Regions from separate parts of the Homo sapiens genome. Here region 2 is linked to region 1. The links are chromatin contacts, found by Hi-C or POLR2A ChIA-PET in ENCODE. All regions are on one chromosome and are shown on one strand. The core of a region is the stretch at or near the end of the contact, and the rest is flanking DNA. Distances in the headings are between cores, read along the strand shown.

Evidence for each region. Hi-C counts contacts between places; a loop is a spot of excess contacts on that map. ChIA-PET counts read pairs that join two places held with the same protein, here RNA polymerase II (POLR2A). Pooled maps may share reads with other maps.
Region 2: a loop to region 1 is called in a map with no recorded cell type, with 11 times the contacts of the local background. The contact joins the enhancer-like site here to the promoter of CA5BP1-CA5B in region 1. A Hi-C loop is called at or near these places in 4 of 37 single-sample maps with no recorded cell type and 5 of 50 pooled maps. POLR2A ChIA-PET finds 5 or more read pairs at or near these places in 1 of 52 experiments (GM10248).

Annotation. Positions count from the first base shown.
Region 1 is chrX:15,673,529-15,679,215 of GRCh38, reverse strand. It overlaps CA5BP1-CA5B (CA5BP1-CA5B readthrough), which reads right to left and starts at 3,758. Exons shown (of 12, transcript NR_160544.1): 1 at 3,438-3,758. It also overlaps a transcript of CLTRN not described here and the pseudogene CA5BP1. RefSeq lists enhancers at 3,683-3,802, 3,475-4,093, 4,326-4,829.
Region 2 is chrX:15,901,451-15,907,424 of GRCh38, reverse strand. No RefSeq gene overlaps it. Among named protein-coding and RNA genes, the nearest start is that of AP1S2, 50 kb to the right of the region's middle. Within about 2 kb of position 4,069, at least 4 of the 41 ENCODE cell types and tissues checked have a DNase peak (open chromatin) inside an H3K27ac peak, as active enhancers do.

The DNA.
Region 1 (5,687 bases), core at 2,509-5,008:
TAGAAATCTGAGGTCCAAGTTCTCTGCAGGGTTGGTTCCTTCTGAGGGCAATGAGCGCTCTGTTCCAGGCCTTTCTACTTGGATGGTTAATTTTATGTGCCAACTTGGGTAGGTCATGGTACCCAGATGTTTGGTCAAATACCAGTTTAAATGTCACTGTGAATGTATTTTTTAGATAAGATTAACATTTAAATCAGTAGACTTGGAATAAAGATTATTACCCTTCATGTGGGTGGGCCCTACCCAATCCGTCGAAAGCCTTAAGTTGAAAAAGACAGGTCCCCTGAGGAAGAGGAAATTCTACCTCCAGACTGCCTTTGGACTGGAGCTGTGCCATGGCACCAGTTTGTGCTCACAATCCAGTCTGAATGTGTCCCCAAAGTTCACGTTTTGGAAACTTAATCTGCAACGCAAAAGTGTTGGGAGGTGATTAAATCATGAGGGCCCTCCCCTCATGAATGGATTAATGCCATTATTAGGGGGAGCTGGTTAGTTTCTGAGGTAGTGGGTTCCTGATATAAGGATAAATTTGGCTTCTTTCCCTTCCCTCCCTCCCTCCTTCTTCACCCCCAACCACTCCCACCCCTCACATGCACATGTTCTTGCCCTTCTGCCTTGTGCTATGGGATGATGCAAGAGAGAGCCCTCACTAGATGCTGAGCAGATGCTGGCACCATGCCCTTGGACTTCCCAGCCTCCAGAATCATGAGCCACATAAATTTCTGTTCATTATAAATTATCCAGTGTCAGGTATTCTGTTACAGCACAAAACTGAGTAAGACAGGCTGTAATATCAATTCTTCCCTGGTCTCCAGTCTGCTGGCCTGCACTGCAAATTTCACGAGCCTACATTCACGAGCCAATTTTTAAAAATAAATCTCTCTCTAAACACACACACACACACACACGCACAAGCACACACACAGGCACACCCACACATACATACATACACACACACATATATACACATACACACACACAATTGGTTTTGTTTCTCTGGAGAACACCTAATAAACCTTGCTTCTGGTAATTCCTTGGCTTGTGTCAGCATTAAATCCAATTTTCGTAAGCCATTCTCATCTTGTCTGTGTCCAAATTTCCCTTTTAATTAAGGACACCAGTTATATTGGACTAGTGGTCACCCTAATGACCATAATTACCTTTATACAGACCCAATCTCCATATGAGGTCACATTCTGAGGTACTGGGGCTTAAGACTTAAACGTATATGAGTTTGAGATGGGAGGGTGCAATTGAACTCGTAACAGCCAGTGACACCTAAAGTATGTCTGCGTTGCCTAAAAGGTGCTGACAATTCTCAAACCAAAGTTAAAATCACTTTTGTTTAGTTTTATCTGTGTTTGTGTAAATACAGTTTTTAGTGGGAGTGTGTATGTCAAAATGTCTAAGGAGATGAAAAATCACCTTGTTGAAGCCATGTAAAAAAGTCTGGCTCAGGATTTAAAAGACAGACTGCCAATAAGCTTTCAATATCTTATCTTGATAGTTCCTGCAGCCAGGTAAGAGCATCTGGTTTTTAAATAACTTCACTATCTGAATTCACTTAGCAGGTTTAAACAGCAATAGTCCATGGGTCAACTGAATTTAGAATCTGTTTTCCCCTTATTAGGGCAAACTTCAAACTTGTACAAAAAAATGGTGAGAATAAATCATCTATATATCCAATACTCCATTTCAACAATTACCAGTGTGTGGCTGGATACCGCCTAGGAGAGCTAAGCCTTCTGTGCTACACATCCTTTGCTGTCACTGATTATTCATGTATGCCTTGGATATTACTAACATGTTCTTTTTCTGTTGTTTTGCAGCCTTAGAAATGTGTGAAAAAAGAAAAGATTCTAAAAGTCTTTAAATGTCATTCATAAGTAATGTATTTATTAAATGCCTCATAGCTTGAACTCTGCCTGATTAAGCAACTTATGCGAAAGAGACAGGAAAAGTACTAACAAAAGGTTACAATTATATTGAAAAATTCCTTGATTGGCATCAGATTGACTCTTCATTTTCTCAACTCCTGATTTCAAAAGGAAGCCTGCCTTTTGCAATTTCCTGAAACTTAAATTAGAGATTACGCTGCTATGTCTTAAGAAAGCTTAGCTTCCTCCTCTCACTCACTTCTTCCTTGAGAGTGTGATCCCAATCTGAGGTTGCCAAAGGTTTCAAAATATATTATACCTGATTTGTGTGTTGCAACTAACTGCCCCAGTGTGGCCAGTGACATGATGAATTTCCCTCTTTCCATCAGATTTCCTTAATATTCATATGCAATCACAAGGCACTCAACCTTTATTCCATTGCAACTGTGAGCAGTGGCAGCCTTTTTGCTTGGTTCCAAGCACAGGGCAGCTACGTATAGGCACAGAGAATGGTGCCCTTGCTGTTTCGCCTTTCGGTTAATTCCAGCCCAGGTACTGATTTAAAATAGCCCAGAAAGTTTTTCATTTCCAAAATATTCAAGAACAGTGCAGCTTTTCACTAAGTCCCTGAAGACAGGGGAGGTGGGGTGAACTTTGGTTCATTGTGAACTCTGATGCAGGCTATGAATAGTGACTCCTCTGAGAGATGCGCGGGGCAGCATCTTACCAGAGATTTCTGACTATTCTCCATACTCCAGCAAGACTTTCAAAGTGCATAGTGGAAATGGTCAGATTATCAGTAAAGAAGAAGGGGAAGCAGAAAGCAATGTGGTATTCAGTGGCTAATAAGGAGCATATAAACAAATTAAGGTTTACGCATCTTCGTTAAGTCATTTCCCAAGCTTTTCCAGCAAAAGTAAATGTGAGAGAAGTACACAGATATTAATACTAACGCGTTTCCAGCAGCCTCAGAGCAGCAGCATTTAACGCTGAATATCACACAGAATCCCAGCCACCAAGAATGTCTGCATTTTGGAGGTTCCTCTCCTCCGGCTCTGGGGCAAGGCACAACAGAAAAACTCAGATTTGTCCAAGGGACACAACTGTGCTTTTGATCTACTCTGGGGTGGCTGTGTCTGTCCATAGCCCCTAGCATAGTCAGGTGGGAATATCAACAATGCAGACCCGAGGGAGTCCCAGCTTGCTGCTCCTTGGTTTCTGGACACTCCTCTCATCCCGCAATGTCTCTGGGAAAGCTGTTCTACTTTTTAATAGACAGAATCCTAAAAGGATGTCTGGTGATCCCCATAGCGGAGAAAGAGGGCTAGAGTGGGGAAGTGGCTATTTCCCCGCCGCCAGCCTCCCACTCCCATTCCTCAGAGAAGCCCCGCCAGGGCCCCGGCCAACCTCGCCGCACCAAAAGCTTCTCTGGCTCCAGGGCCGATAGCGGCACGCGGTCATGTTTGCGGCAAGTGGCACAGTTCCTGCCCTCTCAAGCAGACCACGCCCTGCTGCTGCCCACGCTCCTTACTGCCGCCCGCCCTTACCCGAACGACTTACCTGAGCCAGAACCTCCTCGTTCGCTCCCGGTACCCGAGGATCCCGCACGCGGCCATCTTGGCCACGCCCCCTCACGTTTAGCCACGTCCCTACGCAGCAAACGTCATTTCGTCATTCCAGGTTACGCCCCTATCAGTCCCCATTCTGTCCCCGACCCAGGCTGAAATCTCGCCCTGGCCACGCTTCCCCAGCGCCGGAGTCCACACCTGCTCTGCGCTCTGGCTACACATCTCCTGTCGCTGCCACGCGCCTGCACGCTAACTTGCCGACGCCTCTGCCCTCCGCCTGCTCCACCATCTTTGTTACGCCCCTCAGAGCAACAAGGCACGCCCACACGTAAGGACCGCGCCCCCCACGTTCGAGGCACGTCTCTGCGTTCCAACTACGTCATGTCCCTACTTCCCTTTTCGCGCCACCTCCCTTGCCGGTCACTACTCCGCAGCCCGCCTTTCCATCTGTGGCCACTTTTCCACCCTTCGCCCAGTGATCATCCAGTCACAACTAGTCTGCCTACCCCACCTCCCTCCCTTGGGCTCACGTCCCTACTCCGCCTGAGGCCGACCGTCCCGCGAATTCGAATTTCTTTTTTACACCCTTGCGACTACGCCACGCCTTTCACGTAAGGGCTAAAGTCAGCTCGTTCGGGCCACGCCCCTGCGGTACGCCTGGGTCACGCCTCTTCCGCTAAGCCTTGCTGCCTGCGCTCCTCACTGGCGGGGCCGTTCCCGCCGTGGCCGTTCCCACCGTGGCTAACCCCTTCCATTCTCTCGGAACAGGCAAGACCCCTCTGGTCCGCGTCACTTTTCTTACTGCATTCCACACCTCTCTTTTCTGGCCAGTCCTGGCCGTCCTCTCAGGCCACACGCTACAACCTTGTGGTCCTCATTGGCCACTCGCATCCTGCGCATGCGCACTTACCTACCTTCACTTCTGGTCACGCGTTAGGTTCCCAGGCCACCCACTTTTGGTTCCACTCTGGTCACGCCTCTCCCGCCAGTTGCACGCTCTCTGCGCTCCTTTTAGGTGCGATACTTGATCCCGGGAAGCCACGGAGGTGTTGGAGGGGCCCACCAGTCTCCAGAGAGGACTGTCCAGGTCCTGGAACCAGATGTCCGCGGCATTTATAGAGTGAAATGAGCCTGCGGATCTCTGATCCTCTCCTAAAAAGTGACTTTCTCCATGTATCTCCCAACTCTAAACACCACAACTCGTTAAGCAAAAACCGAGTAGGAAACAGAACTGATGGGCCAGTGGTGGAGCAATGTTCCTTCTAGCTAGGTTTCATGTCCTTTAACCCGATATGGAGATAAACTGGAACCGTGTTCCTTCCAGCCCATTTAAAGTCAGCGGACTTTAAATGCTAGGGAGATACATGGAGTAAGCACACTCCTCTACTTCCTGATGTGTCCTCCTGATGACTTTTCCTAGGCACTTGGTGCCCTAATGCTCTCTAGGTCCTGTCTAGACACCACCACATTCAGACCTCTGTTTGCAGCCCCCTGCTCCAAGATTACGCTTTTTTACTCCCTCCATTCGCAATTCTGGGTTCACAGGAAAAAAGTGAGGAGGTTATTACCAGCTTTTCTGTCCAGAAATTTCTGAACGGACATTCTTAGAGGATGGACACTTTCCATTAGCCATTCATTCATTCATTCATTCAAGACAGATTTATCAAGTACTATGTTCCAGTAAGAAATAAGACAAGAGTCAAAGAGATCACAGACTGAGCTTCCCCAACTCAAGTTTAGATGGCACAAGAATTGAGAAAATTAAAGATGGTGTAATAAAGGAGTTGATAGGTGGAAAAGGACTTGATAAGTGCTGGTTTGTTGTTCTAATTAGCAGGAGTATTTTGGGGCAGCAAACATAGGAAGCCACTTACATAGCAGTTAGTACAGCTCCCTTCACAATAAATTCTCAATCTTCATTTAAAGTATTCCCTTTTCACTTGTATAGAGGATTACAATTTTTCCCTCCATGGCAGTGAGATTTACTATATACACTTCTACATATGCCAGTAATCAAGATTTTATGATCACATATAAAGTGTAAAAGTTCCTTTCTCTTCCCACCTTCCATCCATTTCTGCTTTGAAGACAGTGGGAACTTTCACAATATTGAGCTACAAGGAGCACAGAGTAAAAGACAATTTTCAACAAAACATTTTTTATTAAGCTCACCCTGGCTCTGAGAACTCTATCTCATTTATATAAAATGTTGCCAATGCTAATCATTTTTTGCATGAAAAAT
Region 2 (5,974 bases), core at 2,820-5,319, 230 kb before region 1:
CTGTGAGAAATAATATTTCTGTTGTTTAAGGCACCCACTCTGTAGCACCTATTTTTTTAAAAATGTATTTTATTTTCTAAATTAATTTTATTTTTTAACATTTTCATTCTTTTTAGAGACAGAGTCTGGAATGCAGTGGCATGGTCATTGCTCACTGCAGCCTCAAACCCCTGGGCTCCAGCAATCCTCCTGCCTCAGCCTCCTGAGTAACTGTATTTCACTTTTTTGAGTAAAAACTTTCGAGTAAAGTTTATCACCAAAGACCAGCCTCTGCATTTCAAAATAACACATTGGTTTTTGTCAGTATTAAGAGAAGTCGGGACACAAAATTAACTTAATACTGTCCAGTAAGAAAAGTGGTTTTATTAGATAAACATAATGAGACCTATGAGCAAAGTGCTGGGGTGCAAAGGCAAGATCTCCCTCTTCTATGAAATTCATGCTTTACTTGGAAAGTTTCCATTATTCCACATCAATGACAGGTATTAATGGCATTTCTAATGTAGGTTTAGGTGCCCTGACTTTGAAGTAATGCAATAAAACCTGTCCTTGCCACTGCCTTTGAAATCAGGGTGGTAGCTGCAGTGCCTCACACTAAATGTAGATATTCAACACATGTTGTTGATTAAAGAGGTGCCTGGAGGATTGTGAAGTGTAGCTGGAGTGAGAGAGGTGCCAAGAGGTGGCTCTCTTTAATTAACACTCTGTTGGGAAGAATTCCGCACGCCCAGTGGAATCACCCGTAGTACCCAAAGGGAGTGCAGTGATTCTATTTGCAAGCCAGTGTGATGAGAAGTGTTTCCACTGAGTCATATTTTCAAAAGCATCGTTTTTCCCTCCTGTAAACAAACACCAATTAATGTGCAAGATGTAACTTTCTTAGAGTTGAATAAAAATAACACAGCAATCGGGTGATATGCAATTTGCCACTTGTACTTTCAATTTACAGACCTATTGCATGCCACTTGTGTTGGTTAAAGAAACAAGAAATAATTAGAAAGATAGGCTAATAGGGATAATAAGATATTTGTGATATCTGGGTCTTCCTCATAGCTCAAAAGACACTGTTTATTATACTACATCCAAATATAAAACAAATGATCTGTCTCCAACATAAACTATTTAGACTGAAAACCAGCCAAATGAAAGCAGCTGCCACTAGATTAAAAAGTCATTTTCTCAGCCAACTCAGATTAAAAAAGAAACATTTTATGAACATATTTCTTCAACTCAAGCAGATTTTTATTATTCTCTGTTTCAGCTGCACATAAAAATAAAAACAGCATCTCCTGGCATGACCATTTGCTAGAAATTTAATTTCAGATAAACAGATGGTGCTGAACTAAAAATATTAGCAGGGTATCATCTGTAAAATTCAAATCATTTTAGTATATGTTGTCTTTAGTCTTTTTTTTAAAAAAAACAGAAGTTTCTTTTTATAAATCTATTACACTAAAATGTAGCAAATATTTATCTTCAAGAGTGTTGAACAAGGGGCAGTTGGCATTTCTCTTGTGTCCCCTACCTCTAGGGGCTCCTTAAAAGAAATACATTTATAATATACTATTCCTTTTCTTACTTCAGGACCCTGAGATAAATCTGGATACAACTTTTTAAAGGCCACAAATTGAAGTTAAAATTCTCTTTACTGGTTGACTTACTTGCTATTAAAGGCTTGGGCACATTTTGTGCACCTGGGGGCCCAAGTTCTATATGACCAACTTCAGTGAAATGCGTGGATGCAGATAAAGGAGAAAAAGGCTGGCGCTGCAAAGAGCTGAAAGACAGTTTCCCAAATTCCATTAATAATTAAAACAAAAAATTAAAACGGCCTCTCCAACTGCTCAGCAAAAGTTCTAACCCAGGACCAAAAGCTACAGCAGCTCTGGGGACCAACGAAGGCTCTAACTGTGATTCGAAGCATGGATTGGATTAAAGCTCATTTTCATTTTGTGCCATCTAACTGCACAGCATACATCAGGTCAAACCACATTAAATTGCCAGTATTCAACCAGTTTTGACCACCATATGGCTCAACCTGATATCTAGGTTGCTTCCCAAGACCACTATTTCTAAGCCTGCCCTTAGTACAAGAACATTATTCAATGAACATAATTAAAGACAAGTAAAGACTCAAATCTGAAATCAATAGTCTATGGTCATAAATGCTAAGGTATTTTTTAAAAATTGAGTCAACTTTTGCTGCTACCAGCATCCATAATTGTGAATTAACTAGTCCAGATAAATAAACAGCTTTAGCATTATATTACTGGGAAATAGAAAAAGACAAATCTTTATATGGAAATGTATTGCTAGCCTCAAAGGGATTAAATATGTATATGTATATTTAATATTATATATTTAATGTTATATATATAGTACTTCTGGATGTATACTATGTTAGTATAAATAAGTGACTTTTTTTATACTAAGTGATTTTTAAGGAAAATTTAAGTTAGAATTCTCTTTACTGGTTGACCAGCGAAAATTTTAAGGCAAGGTCACTTAACTTTGGTACGATTGTCATTTTGGATCAGATCATTCTTTGTTGTGGAGTTGTCCTGTGCATTGTAGGATGTTTGGCAGCATCCCTGGCCTCTACCCATTAGATGCCAGTAGCACCACCCCTCTCCAGTCAGGATGCCAAAAACATCTTCACACATTGCCAAATTCCCTTGGTGGGTGGAGGGGGCAAATCCTTAACCCTCGTTAAGACTTGAGAAGACTTATTTAAGGTCTTCACTCAGTAACCAACCTATTCCATGTGTTTCTCTACCTTATGAGGGGGATAACCTCACTAGAAATAATATTTTTTCAAAGATTTTTGGTTTGGTTTGCCAGGTTTAGCAAATTAAAAATAGAGGTTGCCCAGTTAAATTTGAATTTCAGATAAACAACAAATAATTTTTTAGTATAAACATGTTCCAGGCTGGGCACTGTGACTCATGCCTGTAATCCCAGCACTTTGGGAGGCCAAGGCAGGAGGATCGTTTGAGCCCAGGAGTTTGAGACCAGCCTGGGTAACATAGCAAGACCCTGTCTCAACAAAAAAATAAAATGAAAATTAGGCAGGTGTGGTGGTGCACACCTGTAGTCCCAGCTACTCAGGAGGCTGAAGTGGGAGAACCACTTGAGCCCAGGAGTTTGAAGTTATAGTGACCTACGATTGCTCCACTGCACTCTGGCCTGGGAGATAGAGTGAGACTCTGCCAAACAAACAAACAAAAAAAAATGTTCCAAATATTGCTTAGTGTTTAATCTGGCAACCTTATTTTCAGTGAACTGCTAATACCATAAAAAAATTACTATAAATTAATTGCCAATTCATGACAGAGGAAAACAGGATTAAACAAAATGACAAAGATAACAGTTCACAGTTAGTGAGTTATAGTGAAAACAGCACATATTTTGGAGCCAGGTGTCTGAGGTAGAACCTGACTCTGCCATTTTGGAAGACGTGACCTTGGGCAAGCTAACTTATCTGAGTCTCCCTTTCATCTTTTATTTTTTAACAAATGGTGGGGATTGGGGGTGGGAGAGGGAATTATAATTCTCTTACTAGTCACTGTTAAGACTAGTAAGAGAGTTACTTACTAGTATTATTATTATTATCAAACAAATTGCCTCCTAAATGCGAATTGTATGATAAAGAGAAGCAGCTCTTTAAGGATGAAGTGAATAGTATGTACCATTTCTAAGCACTTGGTACTCTTTGGATATGGTGGACCATAGCCCCAGGCATAAACCACAACAGACAGTACATCAGCTGGCACCGCACTGCCCCAGATGTAATCTAATAGGCTACAGGCAACACCTGCTGGGGTCAAGAGGGGAAGAGGAGAGATCTGAGGTTCCTGTCCGCTCATCCCTGTCAGTGACTAACAGCATCTGAACCACCCACTCAGGGCCCTTTGAATAGTACTGGGAGCATACACTGAGCAGAGAGGCAAAGACCTAGAAAAAGAAACAACCTGCAATTGTAGGGCCATGGGGTTCTCCTCTTACAATTACCTTGCGGTTGGTCTGATAATGTTGAAACTTTATTAAAGCCTTTTTTGAAAACGGTACTTCCCTAGATTTCTATTTCTTCATCTGCTAAAGGAAGAGGTGGGGCAGATGAACTCTAACGTCCATTTCCACTTTCAAAGATTATGTGACTTCTCCCTTTGAAGACCCAACAAAAGTCTCACTTCCTCCTGAAGGGCTCTGCTATGGAAATCCTGCCAATGCTAATCTCTCTCTTAGCTTTTACTGTCTTTACCATCCATTAAAGAAAAGTAAAACACACTTTGAATATATACAACTTGCATTTGTCAATTACATATTTGTGAAAAAGCACAGCATGATAAAAAATTTTATGTTAGAATGACTAAATAAAAAAGCTCACTTTGTTATGCAGTAAATCAGAGTAATTTACAAGGGTACATCAACAGCCAGTAAATAGTGAACAAAACTGAATTAAAGATAATATTTATGGCAGGGCACAGTGGCTCACGCCTGTAATCCCAGCACTTTGGGAGGCTGAGGCAGGTAGATCACCTGAGGTCAGGGGTTCAAGACCAGCCTGGCCAACATGGCGAAACCCCGTCTCTACTAAAAATACAAAAAAATTAGCTGGGCATGGTGGTGTGTGCCTGTAATCCCAGTTACTGGGGAGGCTGAGCCAAGAGAATTGCTTGAACCCAGGAGGTGGAGGTTGCAGTGAGCCGAGATTGCACCACTGCACTCCAGCGGAGGTGACAGAGCAGGACTCCATCTCAAAAATAATAATAATGATGATAATAATAATTATAAAAACAAAATGAGCCATGTGCAGTGGCTCACACCTGTAATCCCAGTACTTTGGGAGGCTGAGACGGGTAGATGGCTTGAGCCTGGGAGTTCAAGACCAACCTGGGCAACATGGCAAGACCCCATCTCTACAAAAAATACAAAAATTAGCTGGGCATGATGGTGTGCACTTGTAGTCCCAGCTACTTGGGAGGCTGAGGTGGGAGGATCGCTTGAGCCTAGGAGGTCCAGGCTGCAGTATGCAGTGATCACACCACTGCACTCCAGCCTGAATGATAGAGCAAGAGCCTGTCTCAAATGAATAAATGAAACAAAAACCCAAACTACCACGAATTACTTCATACAATTAAAAGATTATATTACACATATAAGGTGATATGGTTTGGCTGTGTCCCCATCCAAATCTCAACTTGAATTCTCACGTGTTGTGGGAGGGACCTGGCGGGAGGTAATTGAACCATGGAGGCAGGTCTTTCCTGTGCTGTTCTCATGGTAGTGAATAAGTCTCATGAGATCTGATGGTTTTATCAGGGGGAAATTCCCTGCACAAGCTCTCTCTTTGCCTGCTGCCATCCATATAAGATGTGATTTGCTCCTCCTTGCCTTCTGCCATGACTGTGAGGCCTCCCCAGCCACGTGGAACTGTAAGTCCATTAAACCTCTTTCTTTTTTAAATTGCCCAGTCTCGGGTATGTCTTTATCAGCAGCATGAGAACAGACTAATATAGTAAATTGGTAGCAGTAGAGTAAGGCACTGCTGTAGATATCTGAAAATGTGGAAATGACTTTGGAACTGGGTAACAGGCAGGGGTTGGAACAGTTTGGAGGGCTCAGAAGAAGACAGGAAAATGTGGAAAACTTTGGAACTTCCTAGAGACTTGTTGAATGGCTTTGCCCAAAATGCTAACAGTGATAACAGTGATATGGACAATAAAGTCCAGGCTGAAGTGGTCTCAGATGAAAATGAGGAATGTGTTGGGAACTGGAGCAAAGGTGACTCTTGTTATGTTTTAGCAAAGAGACTGCTGGCATTTTGCTCCTGCCCTAGAGATTTGTGGAACTGTGGACTTGAGAGAGATGATTTAGGGTATCTGGTGGAAGAAATTTCCAAGCAGCAAAGCATTCAAGAGGTGACTTGGATGCTGTTAAAGGCATTCAGTTTTATAAGAGAAGCAAAGCATAA